3 separate regions of the Homo sapiens genome follow, and regions 2 and 3 are each linked to region 1. A link is a contact called in ENCODE Hi-C data. All regions are on one chromosome and are shown on one strand. The core of a region is the stretch at or near the end of the contact, and the rest is flanking DNA. Distances in the headings are between cores, read along the strand shown. Region 1 holds the start of LINC00667 (long intergenic non-protein coding RNA 667). Region 2 overlaps L3MBTL4 (L3MBTL histone methyl-lysine binding protein 4). Region 3 has its middle 190 kb from the start of DLGAP1.

Region 1 (3,573 bases), core at 795-3,294:
CATGTTCTGACTTATAAAATGGTGACGGCGAGCTTTCATTAGAAAATCCGTGTATTCTATCAAATGTATGCTCTTGTGAGGTTTACTGAAAAAAACTTGTTTTTTCCTTTGGTGGTGGTATCCTGTAGGTTTTTTACTATGGAGGAAAAAAAAAAACGCTGCTTTGAAACTGTCAGTAAATACGATCAAGACTCAATTTAAAACGGGACTCAAGCGTAGTTCATATGAGGCCAAGTTAATGGGGAGTTCCTTAGGAACTTTTGTAATACTAACTGGCAATAAAATAACTGCTACAACATGTCTTTATTTCGTCTTTCAAAAACAGTGTTTTCCCCTATCATCTTTAGGTAGATAAACTGTCCACGAAGGAGAGAGTGATCAGTTTATCTTAACATAAAGATTCCTAACTAGGAATTCAAAAAGATACTTCAGTGGGACGATATTGATCATCAGAATGACAAACCCATGAACGTTTTAGGAAAGGCAGTTTCAGATTTTTCTCCTTAGAGGGTTTCAAGAAACCCCTTGATTGAGAGGAGGGCACATATCCTCCTCTTACCTTCTTTGTTCCCAAAAGAGACTCAAAGAATTGTGAACCAAACTTTCATAATATAAAGTCTCTAATTACCTGAGAAAACTGCAGCCCAAAAATCTAAAGTGGCTTACCCAAAGTGAGGAAGTTAATACTATTCCTTTTAGTCCAAGAGAATAATGCCAACTGGATACAGCTCAAAGACTGCACCATTCCCATTATTTTTTGCCATTAGTTACGTTTAATTTTAAATATACCATCTTTGGCAGCAAAAATCAAGCTGGGCTTTCCTTCTCCTTTATAAATTGCATATATTTTTAACATATATTAACACTTTAAAACCGTGGGGTGGAAAGTTTAAAATGCCATAAAATAAGAATCATATATGCATTCTTTACACTGTAAAGCATTTTACCAGACATTAGAATCTGCATTCAGAATTCTTTCTCAGAACGTAAGTGTTCTTGAAGACATATATTTTGTCTTACTAATCTGTTTCTTCCAAGCACTACTGTACTAGGCATACGGTAAAGATATACATTCAAGTTTTAAAAGTAAATACTTTTTCCTGGTAGTGGCCAGGGCCTGCGTTCCTCAGACCAAAAGGCGCAAACTGGCATTGCTGTGATTTCAGAAGAGAAGTGAAATGTATAAAACGAAGTAATTCTGGGGAAGGAAAATGTCACAATTTTTCTTCAGTGTTGTCAGGCACACTAACCCGGGAAGCCGTCTCTGGGCCTGAACTATCCAAATTAGTGTCCGAGGAAGTGTGACAAATGCAGGCCCTTCCAAGTTTGACCCTGATTCTCAAAGGTGGCCAAAAGCCGTCTCTAGAAACGGCGGTGGCAGCGGCGTGATTCTGGGAGGTCCATTCAACTTTTAACAGGTCCTGGGCAGTGACCGGGTTGCTGGGCAGTGCAAAGGCATAGAGATTGGCGAGAACAGGCGGCGATCAAGCTTCCCAGCGAGGGTCAAAGTCCAGCAGCTTGGAACTAGTGAGCCGGGCTTGTAGGAGTGAAGCGGCTCGCGCGGGCCCGGCCGGCAGCCGCTCCCCAGACACCGGGGATCCGGCCCGACTGTTTCCTACCCACGACGGCGAAGACCCGCTACAGCGCGTCCACGAAGCCCCAGTACTGAGCCAGGACGGGGCTCTCCCTCTCGATGTAGGCGACTACGAACTGCTCCGCCAGCCGGTGAGGCAGCTAATTAAGAAAGCCACCTTCAGGATGTCTTTCGAGAATCTAGCCTCGAAGAAAGTCATGTAAGAGAACGCCTGCATCAAAAAGTCGGGAGGCCGGGCGGAGTCGCCGTTAAACGTCCAGGGAAAGCCACCAGGTGGGCCGGCGAACGCTCCCGGGCCAGCAGGTAGGCTTTCTCGCACAGCAGCCCCCGCACCCGGTCCGTAAGCTCGTTGTTCTCCCTGCGCCGGGCATGGTTCTAGGTCAGGAGGTCCTACATCATGACAGCCAACGCGTCCATCCTGCGCCTCCCCGCAGGCCTTGCTCCCCGCTCGGTCCCTCCCGGCCGCGGCGCTGCCGGAAGTGCGTGTCGGCGCGGGGGCGGATCCCGGTGGCGGCGAGGGGCGGACTCCGCGGACAAGGCCAGGCCTAGCCTTGAGCTCCGTCGGGCAGGGCCGCCGGGATTGGTGTCCGGCAGAGCGTGAGCCCAGCGGGCTGGAGTCGGCGAGCGGGAGTGAAAGAAGAAAAGCTAGAGAGCGAAGGCAAAGCCCGAGGAGAGAGGGCCGCGGTCGGCGGAGGAATCTGACTGCACGGTTGCGTGCGCTCACTCCCGGAGGGCTCCCTCAGGCGGGCGGCTCCGCTAGTGGCTAAAGGCAAAGCATTCCGGGGCGCGGCGCATGAAGTTGAGCTTCGTCCCTGCTAGCCGCCGCTTTCTCCCCAAAAATACATCCTAGCCTTAATGTTTATGCCTCCATTGCCCCAGTTCTTATCTGTTTTGCTCAATGTCTCATAGCTACAAGAAGGCAATTTCTGACGAAGCCCTCCGTCCCTTCCAAATGGATTATTTTGGCGGGCTTCCACCCGGACAGTATGCCACCCGAATGACTGGACAAGTGCACGGGAGCGGCTGTCATTTGCGGAGTGCGCCTTGCGATCTAGGCGCCTCACAGCGCAAATTATCCAGTAATTTCTCTGAAATCGATGCTGGTTTGTTTTCCCAAGGCAAATCAGCAGCTTATACAGACATTGGGGCCACAAAGCCGGTGGAACAACGGGAGACGGCTTCCTGAGTGTCAGGTCCTCCAAGATGAGCTTAAACTTCGGGTGGTGGGCAGGCTCGGTAGGCGGGAAAGGCCCGTGTCCAGATGAATGCAGTCCATGTTTATATTGATGAAAGACACGTATACCATTTGGTCCAGCTCAACCATTCTTAACAAGTGCTGGCTGTGAGCACTGGTGTGTGTGTGCCTGCGTGCAACCAGCAATGTAAGTGATGACCAGCTGCATGATGCCTTAATTTGAGTGGACAAAGTCGGTCAAGAACCACTTTCAGGCTTCTGGGTCTCCAAGTCTTTGTCTCCCTGTATCCAAACGAGGCATTCCAAGTTTGACAGCATGGAACATTGCATGTCCGAAATACCAACCGTGAAACTGGGTAAAAAGCTTCAGGAGGTGATATTGATGTGTATAGTTTAGGAAATAAAACCCAATACTTACTTCAAAGAACGTAATTTGTGGCTTTTTAGAGAGAAGGATACTTTGACAGTTTTCATTTGTCGTCTACATGTATATGGTACGTTTCATTCTGCCTTTTAATTAATTTGGTATTTTACTATGAAAACTACTTTGTATTAATAAAATAATGTATTTCCAATGTTATAAGTTGTGTTATAACAGTTTCAAAAGCCAAATAAACAAGATGCATTTTGATATCAATTGTTTAAAACGCGTATTTTGAGGAAGAACAAATTCATACTCAAAAAAGTTATCTTTGGGTGGAGTATTGTGGAAAATTTTTACTTTATACATTTCTAGGTTTCTGAAGTGACTGTATTCATTTTATAATTATAGAAACAAGACGTT
Region 2 (3,573 bases), core at 602-3,101, 740 kb before region 1:
TAAAGCCTGACAGCCGGAGCCCCAAGGATCTGGCTGTCCCCTGGAGGTTGGAGAGGAATGCCTGAAAGATGCCCTCCGGAGTCCAGAGACTCCTAAACTCGGTTCCCTCAGTCCTCCCTGCCAGGACACAAGACCTGGTAAGGAAACAGCAGCTGGGTTGCCGCACACTCCTTTAGCATTGAGTGATTTGGGGTTGGGCAGCGACACTTTTAGAGAAAGTGGCTCTAACTCTGAACAGTTCCTAACCTAGTTTTGAAAGTCATTCTTTGCTTTTGTAGTAAATGAAAAATATCCCTGCCTTCTGGCCTGCGTGCGTTCATTCAGCCTTCATTCATCCACTCAACAGGTATTTGTTGAGCATCAGTTATAAGCCAGACAAACACATGGCTCAGAGTCTCAGGGCAAATGAACCATGGAACCAACACAAGCACCCAAGTCATCCCCCAGACAGACTCTTCCGCTCCTCTAGACTGTCCATGACCTCCTGTCTTCACGCCTTCTGTTATTGGATTTCTGGGGCAGGGTGTAATCCAGGCTACTCAAGCCCTGTTATCATTACTCCACAAGAGTCATGTTAATTGGATCCAGCCACCCAGCCTCTTCCTGCACCCAGGGTGGGTCTGGAGAGAGGCCATGGGCTCAGCACTCTTCTGGACACACACCATCCCAGCAGAAGCAGAATGCTGGCTACTTACAGAGTTTGAAAGTTTCTACTGGCCGTATTTAACGTAATCAGAAGAAACAAGTAAAATTAGTTTTGACGACATATTCTATTTCACCCAATAGATCCAAAACATCATTTCAACATGTAAATCAAGATTCAAAAAATTATTAAGGAGATATTTTACATTCTGCTTTTTCTACTAAGTGATCAAAATCCAGGAGGTACTATAGCACATCTCAGTTTGCACGCTTCACATTTCAGGTGCTCTGTAGTGTGGCTAGTGGCTACTGTTATTGGATAGTACACAGGTGTGGGGCATCCAAGGCTCTTCATTCAACTTCTAACCCTCTCGATAGCCCACTAAGCAGTGGACAATCTCTGACTCTTGTGTGCTTCATCTCCCATATTTATATAAAATTGGTTAAGAGACTGCTTGTGATGAGGGAAGACCAATAGCTAAAATTAGAAAACTGCAGATATTCGTTTATGAATTCTGGATAATAAGGGTATGAGAAACAGAAGACAGTGCAGCAGACAGGCCATGCCCATGTCTGAGGAGCAATATGACTTGGCATCTAAGAAACAGCATGTGCTGAGTGCCTGCTGTCAGAGAGAGGAGCGTTCCTGAGGAGCTCCTGTTCCCATACGGAAATAGACAGTTGTCCTGCACATCATGGTGAAGCCTCTCTTGTTCTGCTTTTTACTTTTGTTTTGTGGATAAAGAAATGGAAATGAAGGGGAATGAGTAGACTCAGAAGCATCAAAATCAAGAGAAGAAAGTGCAGCTGAGAAATGATAGCTTCAAGCACGTTCAGTACGCAGGGCATGAGAACAGGTGATCGTGGGAAGAAAACAACGTTCCCAGCTGAAAAGCCATCTCTGAACATTTCCTTGCTTCTCCAGCAGAAGTCACTATGGAAGCACAGGTCCTGGGTGGAGTAACTTCTCAGTCAGTGCCAGATAAATTGATGGGACTTGGTCGGTGACTGTCACAGATTACACAGTGGGTGAGAGCAATCACATAATTGGATTTGGGGACCGACTGCATTTTTTTTATTTCCTCCTTTTTGCAGCAGAGAACACAGTAGAACTGCTACCCCTTTCATTGAAGAGAAGGTTACTTGTGAAATGGGTCTCCGTTTTTAGTGGGATTAAAAATAACTCAAGGCCCAGTCATGCAGACTGTGGTTTACCATTTATGACTCACTTGCTTCAGTTTTGTTTTGTGAGGCTTTTGTGAAGAAACAGACATATTTTTAAAGAACATTTCCATAAAGGATTTTCCTTCTCATTTGTCAGGGTAGAGCAGAGGTGGGAAGGATGGGTGAGAGGGCAGAGAAGAAATCAGGGACCTACCATTATGTTATTTTCAGACAAAATTAAATCCTTTAGTTTCTAAAAAATATTCTTCCTCTTTTTAAAAAAAAAAAACAAAACAATAGAGACAGGGTTTCTCTGTCACCCAAACTGGGATGCAGTGGTGCGATCATAACTCATTGCAGCTTTGACCTCCTGAACTCAAGTGATCCTCCTGCCTCAGCCTCCCAAGTAGCCAAGACTACAGGTGCATGTCACCATGCCCAGCTAATTTTTTCTTTTTTGTAGAGACAGGGTCTCACCGTGTTGTCAAGTCTGGTCTTGAACTCCTGGCCTCAAGCAATCCTCCCAACTTGGCCTCCCAAAGTGCTGAAATTACAAGTGTGAGCCACTGCACCTGGCTGAATACTTTTCTTTTTAATCTGTGGAATGGGAAGCAGACGGTGCTCTGCCTCGTGTCGCAAGTCTGTTTGGTCGTTTCACTGGAAAGGCAGCCCTAGGTCACACGCTGTCCACAACTGGCAGGTCTGGCTGTCTCAGGCACTCTGGAAAAATTGGCCTTCCCCTGGCTGTGGCGTTCTGACTTTTAAAGGCAGATAGACTTACCAGTGGACTTGCATCTCATCAGGGAATCAACCAGGTTCCAGTGTGTTTATTGCCTCTATAGGAAGGGCAAGCAATGACTTTTCTTTGGAGATGGGTTACTCCTCTCTGAGTGCTGCTAGACTCAAGATCCATGGCCAAGTCTTCCAGTGCTGTGGTCCAGGGCCTCTTCAGACCCTGCAGCTGGACACAGAGCTGAACATATCTGAACATATTGGCCTTGGAAACTTGAGGGTACAGTATATCTGTAAGCACCTTGAATGAAATCTTTAAGCTCTTCATCATATATTTTTTTAAAGGCCATAAAATCCAAAAGAAACACCCATAGCAAGGAAAATGGTAGCAAAACAATTCTTTCAACCAAATCCCCCAATGACAAACCACTGACATTACAAGTTTTATGTATTCTGTTTTCTAGAAGGAGAAGGCATCCTACACGTAAGGACATCTTTATTTATTGTCACATTGGTGTTAGAGGCAAAGGCAGTATTACATATACATTTCATTTTCTGGTGCAGAGAACATTTTGATTAATTAAAATGTTAAAACCTCCAGTAGGAGGGCTGCTTTTGCAGGCTGAATTTCCTTGGCTGACTTTTAGGGGAGCTGGATAGGAGTCATGACGGCAATGAGGTCGTGCAACTGGGAAGCATCTCATGTCCCTCAGCTGTGTTAGGTGGAAACAGGGCTGTGATGCCAGCTCTGGTGGATGAAGTACACAAGTGACCCTTCTGCCCTGTCATTGTGGCAAACATCCTTATCAAATCTGGAAGGCTCCATTTACCCAAAATGCCCAAGATAGAAGAATCTGATCCGTCTGATTTGATGAGAATGGTTTCTGGAAACGGTCTATGCCTTCATCATCAGCTTATGTTCTTTAATTTATTAACAACTTTTTAGTGAGTATCTGATGTGACATAAATCGTGCTGGGCTTTGTAAAAAAAAGTTAAAATCAGTATATTCGCATATTACAAAAATTTATGCAAAT
Region 3 (3,573 bases), core at 674-3,173, 600 kb after region 1:
AAATAAAAGAGTGAAGAGATCCCAGAATAGAGTGTGAGCCATTTTTTTGAAATGCCTTGGAGTAATTTTCATAATACCCTAGAACACAGCTTCACGGATGTTTTTGACATCTGGGATGACAGGAACCAGATAAAGATGCTTGCCTTTCAGACTTTGCTAAAGTGATTGCTTTCCCTAAAGGAAATCCCTAAGGAGATATCATCCTGGTAATGACCATAATGAGGTGCAGCACCCAATTACCCGAAACCATAGATTCTGAAGGGCTTGACTCTTCCTCTGCAGAGGCACTGCCAGCATCGGCTCAGCAGAATGGGAGACTTGAGCAGTGCATAACAAGCGCAATGGTTGTTACCATTGGCCATTCAGTCCTCTAGGCAGGGTGACAGCCACAAAGCAAGCTGTATTTATCATTGCTAGAATTAGTCCAAGCCTCCAGGGTTAGCTTGCTTCTGTTCTAACATTACCAGGGGTCAGCAGCTGCAGAAGCAGAGGGTCAATTTGCTAAGCCTTGTTTTTCTATCACGATGGCAGAGATAAATGCCATGAAGTACATGAATGAATTCTGGGGACTCCCCTTCTCAAGATCTTTCCTGCAGGCTTTATGCCAATTATATTCATTTGGCAAATAAGCAGCTCTGGAGAAAGATTCCGGTACTGTCAGGCAGTTTAGGACTACACTTATAGATCATTTAGCTAAATCTCTCATTTTGTGGGTGAGATGAAGAGCAGTTGTGTACCCTTGGCCAAGTCTGCATGACCTACTCTACGAAGAACCCGGATGGTTTAACTACCTAAATGAAAAAAAAAAAAAAAAAAAAATATATATATATATATATATATATATATATACCACACACTTTCTATGCTTTAGTGTGATTTTGGATGGCATGGGGCAGAGAGGGTGTCTCAGTCAGCTTGGGCTGTCATAACAAAATACCATAGAGTAGGTGGATTAAACAACAGGAATTCATTTCTCATGGTTTTGGAAGTTGAAAGTCCAAGATCAAGGGGCCAGAAGGGTCAGTGTCTGGTGAGGGCTCTTTTCTTAGGTAACAGACAGCTGCCTTCTTGTGTCCTCAGGCAGCTGGAGAGAGAAAGCAAGCTCTCTAGTGTTTCTTCTTTCTTATAAGGGCATTAATCCCTTCGTGGGGGCTCTACCCTCATGACCTTATCTAAAACGAATTACTTCTCAAAAATCCCATCTGCAAATACCATCACATTGGAGCTTAGAACTTCCACATATGAATTTGTTGGGGACATAATTCAGTCCATAGCAGGGGGAGAGGAACAGTTTCGGGACATGGGCCTCTCGGAAATGGACAGACCTGGGATGAAGAATCTTTGGATTATTACAAAGTGGTATGACAATGCTAGTTGGGTCAGGGGCTGCCAAGAGGGAGGAAACTATCCCAGGTAGTTTGACAACATGTAGGCAAAATTCATGATTTGATTTTGAACCTGACAGAAACCACTGCTCCACTTCACAGGGAACAGCAGGTGTACATGCAGCTGATGTCTGTCTGTGCTGGCACCTGCCTATGGTCACAGCTTTTTAATGGCATTGAAATTAGCAACTCTCTTCTTTCTGCATCCTGCTACATCTCCCAATATTGATTACCTTTAATTAAAATGGATATTAATTTCCTCTTAATATGACAATATCTCCAACTTATTTTATTCACCTTTCTCTCAACCTCATATAATACATGAAATGCTTTCTTTTCAGAGCTGTGCAGAATTCCCTGGAGGACAGCAACCAGTACCCCATTGTGCTAACCACAAAGGAACCCAATGAGGTAGCTGGTGGCTATGGTACAATTAGCATCAGCTAGGAATTCCCCTCGGGCTCCTTCCCTCCCTTTCATCTCCCTTTAATCTTTCTGTAGCTCCTGCCAATGGCCTTTTTTGGGGGGTCTATGTTTGCTCCTTCTCTGCCCTACTTTTTATCTCGTACACTGCAGTCAATGTTAGCACACTCTTATTTTCATTATTTGAAGCTGTCCAAGCATTCATATCTGGATTCAGTCTGGCATTTGAAAGAAATATAATGGTTTCCAAAGTCATGGTTATCATGTGATACAGATAGACATCTGCATATGCCAGGAATCTTAAAGACTACTCCTCAAATACATTTGTCATAATTTGTAGAAAATGTCACTGATAAGCATCTTCCAAACGTGCTTTTCTGGTTACTTGTAGCTTTTGTTATCGCTTATAATTCAGATAAGCTAGGTACTAGTTTATTTTGTGAAAGCGTAAGGATCCAGACAAAAAGTGTCATTGGTTTTAAGTTGTCCTGATGTTAATTCTACATACATCACTATAAACACTAGATTACCAATTTGTTCTTTTTGTGTCATTGTTAAAGTCTGCTCAATGACTCACCATGAAATCCCCTCAAAATTATCCAAATTTGGCTTCTTGGCTGTTTCCTTTTTGAGTTAAATAACCACCTAGGTCACTGCAAGTCTCTACTAATTATACACAAGAACATCTGTTCTTTAGTCAGACACAACTCCTCCCAGTTTGGCATTGACCACTCTCGTTTCGGGCTGCTTCTCTTGCATGGCAAGAGTCAGCTTATGCAAAGCATCATCACTGCTCCCACAATTAAGAATTGCCTGTGGCCGACCTCTTACTTGTGGGTCCCAGATAATTGTTAAAATGATAATAAACTCTCAACCAGTGAAGAACTGAGATAGAACATTAGATAGGACAGCTGGGAGTTCCCCTTGGGTTCCTCCCTCTCTTAATCTTTTTGTAGCTCCTGCCAGAGGAAACCAAATAAGATGCTGCCTGGAAAATGATCAATGTGGAGTCTGCAGAATAGCAGACTGATGCAATATAAAAAAGAGATAATTTCACAGCCTGTTTTTTAAAGTATAGTGATACTGGCTGTGGGGATGGCAGCATTTATTCATTCAATCAATATTTACTGAGTGTCCACCATCTGTTAGGCACGGGGCTAGGTGCTGAGAATAAAGCTGTGAAGAAACTAAAAAACAAAATAAAACAAATCCCAAAGAGCAGAGAATACTTCTCACTGTCAAATGTTTGTGGCATGCTTTTAGTACTACCCATAGAATTTGTGTTAAAATAGACTCTAGAGAACTCAAAGGCAAAGTAACAAAATGAAGGAAAGCACAGGCTGCTTGATTTTACGCTCTGTTGCTTACTATATGTAAATTTTGGGGCCTTACTTTCCTAATCTGCAAAATAAGGATATTAATTTGCGTGCCTCATAGAATCCTGTCATAATTGTGTCATAATTAAGCTAGTTAATACAGATAAGTATCCTAAATAGTGGCTGACATATAGTAAGTGTTCAATAAAATCAGGTAAAATCTAATTCAGAGATACGCTGTGATGAAAAGGATCCTATGCAATGTGTGAGTTCAATGGGAAAGATTGTCATGCTTGATTAGTAATGCTTGCCGCAAACAGCATGGTGAGTGGCGGTGCGTACGCCACTTATACATCTTCTCTGCTCTGCCCCTCACCTTACAGATGAAGCTGAAATCCAGAAAGATTAAGACATATAACTAAAATGACACGCCTAATTAGTAACAAAGC

What was found. A loop is a pair of places that touch in the nucleus more often than their neighbours do. Pooled maps may share reads with other maps.
Region 2: a pooled map shows a loop between it and region 1 (12-fold over the local background). The contact joins the enhancer-like site here to the promoter of LINC00667 in region 1. A Hi-C loop is called at or near these places in 4 of 37 single-sample maps with no recorded cell type and 4 of 50 pooled maps.
Region 3: a pooled map shows a loop between it and region 1 (5-fold over the local background). The contact joins the enhancer-like site here to the promoter of LINC00667 in region 1. A Hi-C loop is called at or near these places in 3 of 37 single-sample maps with no recorded cell type and 3 of 50 pooled maps.

What each region holds. Positions count from the first base shown.
Region 1 is chr18:5,236,571-5,240,143 of GRCh38, reverse strand. LINC00667 (long intergenic non-protein coding RNA 667) reads right to left here and starts at 2,044. Exons shown (of 3, transcript NR_015389.1): 1 at 1,095-2,044. It overlaps LINC00526 (long intergenic non-protein coding RNA 526), which reads left to right and starts at 2,115. Exons shown (of 1, transcript NR_026849.1): 1 at 2,115-3,420. RefSeq lists an enhancer at 1,529-1,708 and a silencer at 1,929-2,098.
Region 2 is chr18:5,973,494-5,977,066 of GRCh38, reverse strand. All of the region lies in intron 16 of L3MBTL4 (L3MBTL histone methyl-lysine binding protein 4), which reads left to right. All of the region lies in intron 1 of LOC121725015 (a long non-coding RNA gene), which reads right to left. Among named protein-coding and RNA genes, the nearest start is that of TMEM200C, 80 kb to the right of the region's middle. Within about 2 kb of position 1,851, at least 2 of the 41 ENCODE cell types and tissues checked have a DNase peak (open chromatin) inside an H3K27ac peak, as active enhancers do.
Region 3 is chr18:4,638,746-4,642,318 of GRCh38, reverse strand. No RefSeq gene overlaps it. Among named protein-coding and RNA genes, the nearest start is that of DLGAP1, 190 kb to the right of the region's middle. Within about 2 kb of position 1,923, at least 2 of the 41 ENCODE cell types and tissues checked have a DNase peak (open chromatin) inside an H3K27ac peak, as active enhancers do.